Regions from separate parts of the Homo sapiens genome. Here region 1 is linked to region 2. The links are chromatin contacts, found by Hi-C or POLR2A ChIA-PET in ENCODE. All regions are on one chromosome and are shown on one strand. The core of a region is the stretch at or near the end of the contact, and the rest is flanking DNA. Distances in the headings are between cores, read along the strand shown. Region 1 overlaps WWP2 (WW domain containing E3 ubiquitin protein ligase 2). Region 2 overlaps WWP2 (WW domain containing E3 ubiquitin protein ligase 2).

What was found. Hi-C counts contacts between places; a loop is a spot of excess contacts on that map. ChIA-PET counts read pairs that join two places held with the same protein, here RNA polymerase II (POLR2A). Pooled maps may share reads with other maps.
Region 1: a map of IMR-90 shows a loop between it and region 2 (2.3-fold over the local background). The contact joins two enhancer-like sites. A Hi-C loop is called at or near these places in 3 of 168 maps with a recorded cell type or tissue (IMR-90 and endothelial cell of hepatic sinusoid) and 4 of 50 pooled maps. POLR2A ChIA-PET finds 5 or more read pairs at or near these places in 3 of 52 experiments (A549, H1 and WTC11).

Annotation. Positions count from the first base shown.
Region 1 is chr16:69,889,232-69,891,931 of GRCh38, forward strand. All of the region lies in intron 8 of WWP2 (WW domain containing E3 ubiquitin protein ligase 2), which reads left to right. Among named protein-coding and RNA genes, the nearest start is that of MIR140, 42 kb to the right of the region's middle. RefSeq lists an enhancer at 1,417-1,940. Within about 2 kb of position 1,405, at least 22 of the 41 ENCODE cell types and tissues checked have a DNase peak (open chromatin) inside an H3K27ac peak, as active enhancers do.
Region 2 is chr16:69,819,917-69,822,710 of GRCh38, forward strand. All of the region lies in intron 4 of WWP2 (WW domain containing E3 ubiquitin protein ligase 2), which reads left to right. Among named protein-coding and RNA genes, the nearest start is that of WWP2, 59 kb to the left of the region's middle. Within about 2 kb of position 1,480, at least 10 of the 41 ENCODE cell types and tissues checked have a DNase peak (open chromatin) inside an H3K27ac peak, as active enhancers do.

The sequences.
Region 1 (2,700 bases), core at 155-2,654, 69 kb after region 2:
GGGAGGATTGCTTGAGCCAGGAGTTAGAGGCAGCAGTGAGCTATGATCACACCACTGTACCCCAGCCTGGACTATGAAGCGAGACCCCTGTCTCAAAAATAAAAATTAAATCTGACAGCAAAGACCTTGGATGATAAGAAGACAGCCCCTGTAAGCCAAAGGGAAGTTCAAGTTTGGTTATATGGTGAGTGGAGATTATAAGCATGGACCTGTGAATCAGACAGCTCTGGGTTTGAATCCCCCCACCATGTGACCTTGGCCGAATGACTTAGCCTCTTGATAAGGTGGAGATAATCATCATACATATCTCCCCAGGAAGTTAAGGGACTCAAATAAGATGGTGAACATGAAGCCCTCACTGATTGGTGGGTGTTACACCTGGTAAGTGATATTTTCCGAGTGGTTGTGAAGGGGCCCTAAAGGAAGGGCATGCTTCTGAACCGGGAGGTGAAGTCCCTTCTTCGCAGCTCTGATCATGGTTGGGGCCAGTTTTCACTGCCTCTCCTGGTTATCAGTTTGGTGTGGAGGAAACCCACATCTGTGTCACTCTAGTTGCTGGTGATCTGGTTGACGATGACTTGGTGGTGTGTATCCTGTGAACCGTTGTGATTCATAAAGGAAAAAAGAAGGGTGTAAGGCCTCTTACTTGACTACAAGGTGCTGTATTATTCTTTTTTTCACTCCCTTATCCCATCTCTTTATTCTATTATTAAGCCACTTTCATTGTTGTTGTTGTTGTTTGAGACAGGGTCTCACTCTGTTGCCCAGGCTGGAGTGCAGTAGTACAGTCTTGGCTCACTGCAGCCTTGACTTCCTGGGCTCAAGCGATTCTTCCACCTCAGCTTCCCAAGTAGCTGGGACTACAGGCGTGCACCACCATGCCTGGATAATTTTTTTTTTTTTTTTTTGTAGAGACAGGGTTTTGCCATGTTGCCCAGGCTGGCTTAAGCCACTTTCAAAAACCCAGTTGTCAAAACAAAAATCTTTTATCGGAAGGCACATGTGACCTTTACTACGTACGTATTGTTTTCCTAGCATGCGCCACGCTACCTAACTCCCGTCTGTTCAGAAAGTCCTGTTCCACATACCTTTGTACCTCAAACCTGGAGAGAATTGGCAGGATTGAGAGGCAGCTCTGGGATGTTTTTTTGTGAGGTTTTTGATTTTAGTGAAGGTTAAAGTGAAAAGCTCACTAATCAATTGCTTTGTGTCCAGCTACTCCCTATAGAGATATTTCTCTTTTGTATGTGGTAAGGAATACTCGAAAGACCTTTGTTTGGTTTGTAATTTCAAGCCTGTATGTTATAATTTGGGGGGAACAATGCAGAATCATGTTGGCAGAAAGGAGAGAAAATGGCCGCCTGTGTCCCCAGTGAGCTGTTTGTTTTCTTTCCGCTGAGCGAATGCCTGGAAGGCCGGCCTCACTCCTGTGTCAGTCACAGGCAATTAGGGCTAATGGCTCAACATGTCTTTATGTAGGGCGTGTGTGAGGGTTACTGTTCTCGGGGATTGGGCACTTCCTGTTTCCAGGCAGCTGGAAAACTCCAGGCTCTGAAAACGCTCTTTATTCTAAGTCTGGCAGATCGAGCAGCCCAGGGAAGCCGATTCCCCTCCCTCATCCTGCCAGAGGCTGAAACACGTTTCTGAGGTAGAGCCTAAACAGCATCTTTTCCTTGGGGCATTTAGAACGTGATGAGGGCCACATGTGGGCCTGGGGAGGCTGCTCCCCACTTGAACATGTACGATGGTCCAGAGAAGGGTGTCGGAGACCCAATTTTCCAACCCAGATGGCTTCCACGTGCTCTTCTCTAAGATGGCTAGGAGGGCTCTGTGGGCTGACTCGGGGCCTGGAGATCGTCAGCCACCTACCTGGAGACTGACTAGCACTGCTGAGTGTCTAAGAGGGAGCATGGCAGGCTTTTGGTTGGCTGATGGAAGCCAGAGAGAGTACTATTTCTGCCAGCGATCCTTCCAGTTCATAGGCCTGCCAGCCCCACCCCAGTTTACTTAAAAGTTTAGGAGATCCAGGCAAGGCGGGTTATTAATTTACCCCTGGTGTTCCAGAGTCAGGGGACCAATGAGAGAAGGAAATCTGTCATTTCTAATTCCAATACCAACAAAGGGTGTGTTGTGGCAAAGGGATTGGAGTGCTATCTCTTAGGAACTGCATCTTCTTGAGTTTGCAGAATGCCTTTATCTTTTATGAGGATATATAAATGCAGCAGCTGAATTGAGTATCTACTAGTGCCCAAGTTCTATATTCGAGGTTTTACACTGTTGATTCTTTCATTAGACAGAATATCTGTTACTATTTAAGAGACAGCAGGTCAGGTACTGGGTATGGCAGATGCAGTGCTAAACAAGAAATGGTTCTTGCTACCAGACTGTTTCATGATGCGTGCCCTGGTCACTCAGTTCTCCCCCTGGCTCGACTCAGCCATTCCCTTGGCTGCCTCTGGGATCTGATGCTAAGTCCATATCTGCCTCTTGAGCCCAGTTCTCTCCTGACTCACTACCTGGACAGTTCCATGTAGCTATCTCAACCCAACAGAACTTATCATCTTACCCATCCCATCCGGGCTAGAACCTGGTCCCCCTCCTGGGAATGGTGCCACCATTTGCCCAGGTGACCTTCAAGTCATACATCTTTCCCCTGACCCTGACATCCGTTCAGTCATCAAGCCCTGCCTCTGGGCCTCC
Region 2 (2,794 bases), core at 230-2,729:
GATTTACCTTTCCTGGACATTTTATAGAAATGGAATCATACAGCTGGGCACAGTGGCTCATGCCTGTGATCTCAGTGCATTAAGAGGCTGAGGCGGGGGCAGGGGATGGATGGGGTTCGAGACTAGCCTGGGCAACATAGTGAGACCCTCTACAAAAAATAGGAAAATTAGCCAGGTGTGGTTGTCCACACCTGTAGTCCCAGCTACTCAGGAGGGTGAGGCAGGAGGATTACCTGAGCTTTGGTGGTCGAGGATGCAGTGAACTGTGATCATGCCACTGTACTCCAGCCTGGGTGACAGAGTGGGACCCCTGTCTCTTTATTTTTTGTTATTATTATTTTTTTGAGATGGAGTCTCACTCTGTTGCCCAGGCTGGAGTGCAGTGGTGCATCTCAGCTCACTGCAACCTCCGCCTCCTGGGTTCAAGTGATTCTCCTGCCTCCGCCTCCTGAGTAGCTGGGATTAAAGGCATGTGCCACTGTGCTTGGCTAATTTTTTTGTATTTTTAGTAGAGATGGGATTTCACCATGTTGGCCAGGCTGGTCTTGAAATCCTGATCTTAAGTGATCCACCCACCTCAGCCTCCCAAAGTGTTGGGATTACAGGCGTGAGCCACCGCTCTTGGCCCCCTGTCTCTTAAAAAAAAAAAAAAATAGGACCACACGTATTGTATATTGTGGCCTTGAAAAAACTGTCTTAATTGTGACTACTCCTCCCCAGCATTCCCTGTTTCTCTTCTCTGCTTTATTTTCTTGTAAGCGGTTCTCCCCATATACTACTGTTTATTTTGTTTATTTTTCTCATTCATTGTCCTCCACAAATAGAATGTAAGGTCTATGGGGGCAGGCGTTTTGTGAATTTTGTTCACTTTTGTGTACCTACAACACAAAACCATGAATACATGCATATACACACACACACACACACACACACACACACACGACGTTGAAAGAGTGACTTTCTCCTCTAATTACTGAGGATGAACGTCTTTTCCTGTGACTTAGGTCTTTGCAGCCAGTGTCCGGCTCACCTCGGAGGCTGACAGCAGGACCAGTGTGGTGCGTGCTGCCCACTCCGGCGAGGCTATGGGCTGAGCCCAGTTCCAGCCGCCAAATGCAAGCCGTTGTTTCATTTTGCCCTGATCGAGTTGCAGTTACATCAGCGACTACTGTTTTTTTGATTGGCACCAGATGCCAGGCTTTGGGATTTCAGGCTGTCTTTAGCGGTCTCTGAAAAGCCCTCTGTGTGTCGCTTTCTATCATCCTGCACCTCAGGCAGATATGCCCAGGCCAGAACCTCAAGGAATTCCCAAAGATGCCAAAAGCAACCCCCTCCCTCAGCCCCACACCCTCAACTTCTCAAAGTTGCAGCCGGGGCCCTTTTCCTGGCTTTGGTATCAGCTGAGAGCTGTTGGAAAGAAAAGGTCCTTTTAGCCACAAGTTTCAAAAAGTAAACACGGAGGCCCTGCAACGAATGTTCCAACAATCCTGCACCCTGTGTCACTGAGTGCTGGCTGAGAGGCTGCCTTGTGGAGCCTCACCTGAAGAGAGAAGAAAAGCTCTCTGTCAGGATTCCCTTCCCCTGGTCCAGGCTGCTGCCTCCAGAGTGTTCTGTGAGGTGTCGGCTTTGGAAGTCGGTCAGCCTCGTGGGAACACATATTTGAGCAAAGGGTGATTCTGCTCCAAATGCTGAATGCTGGCCAAGGCCTTTCCTCTTACTCCTTTTCTACAGGTATATTGTGACTGTTTGCATTTTAGTCTGCAGTAGGTGGCCAAGACATTTTTTCTCCCCTTTCTTTTCTTTCTTACTTTTTTTTTTTTTTTTTTGTAGAGATGTAGTCTCACTGTGTCAGGCTGGTCTCAAACTCCTGGCCTCAAGCAATCCTCCCATCTCGGCCTCCCAAAGAGCTGGGATTATAGGCGTGAGCCACCATGCCCGGCTATTTTTCTTTGTTTTGTTTTTTTTTTAAATAAGAAACAGGGTCTTACTCTGTCACCCTGGCTAGCGTGCAGTGCCATCATAGCTCAGTGTAGCCTCAAACTTCTGGCTTTAAACGATCCTCCCACCCCAGCCTCCCGAGTAGCTAAGACCAGAAATGCACACCACTATGCCCAGCTTTTTTGTATTTTTTGTAGAGACAGGGTCTCCCTTTGTTGCCTGAGCTGGTCTCAAACTCGTGGGCTCAAGCGATCCTTCCACCTCAGCCTCCCATAATGCTGGAGTTACAGGTATGAGCCATCATGCCTGACCCCTGCTTTTCTTTCCTTCTTAGACTTAAGAGTTTCTTCGTGTTGGGTCAGGGTTTTGTGTGAGAGTTTCTTTCTTCTCTGTAGGGCATTTTCTTAGGATCATGAGCCTTGCTTGTAGCAGGGGCAGGGCCTGACGCTGATTTATCAGCTTTCGTGCAGTAAGCACCTTTGAATTCCGAGCTAGAGGCTGGCGCTGAAGTGGTGAACAGCAGACAGCATCCCTGTCCTCCTGGAATTTAGACTCTAGAGAGGAAAACAGAAAGTCGAACAAATGGTGCAAACTATTCCAGTTGTGACAGATGCGATGGAGCAAAGTACAGGATGATCTGGGAATGCATCATGGGAGACTTTGCCTGGCCTGGGTGGGGTGTGTGTGTGTGTGTGTTTGTGTGTGTGTGTTCATGCATGTGTGTTTATCAAGGAAGGCTTCCTGGAGGAAGTGACACCTGGACACCAGAAAGAGAAAAAGGAATCGTCTAGAGGAACAAGAGAAAATCATTTTAGGTGGAGGGAACAGCATGTGGGAAGCTTTGAGGCAGGAACAA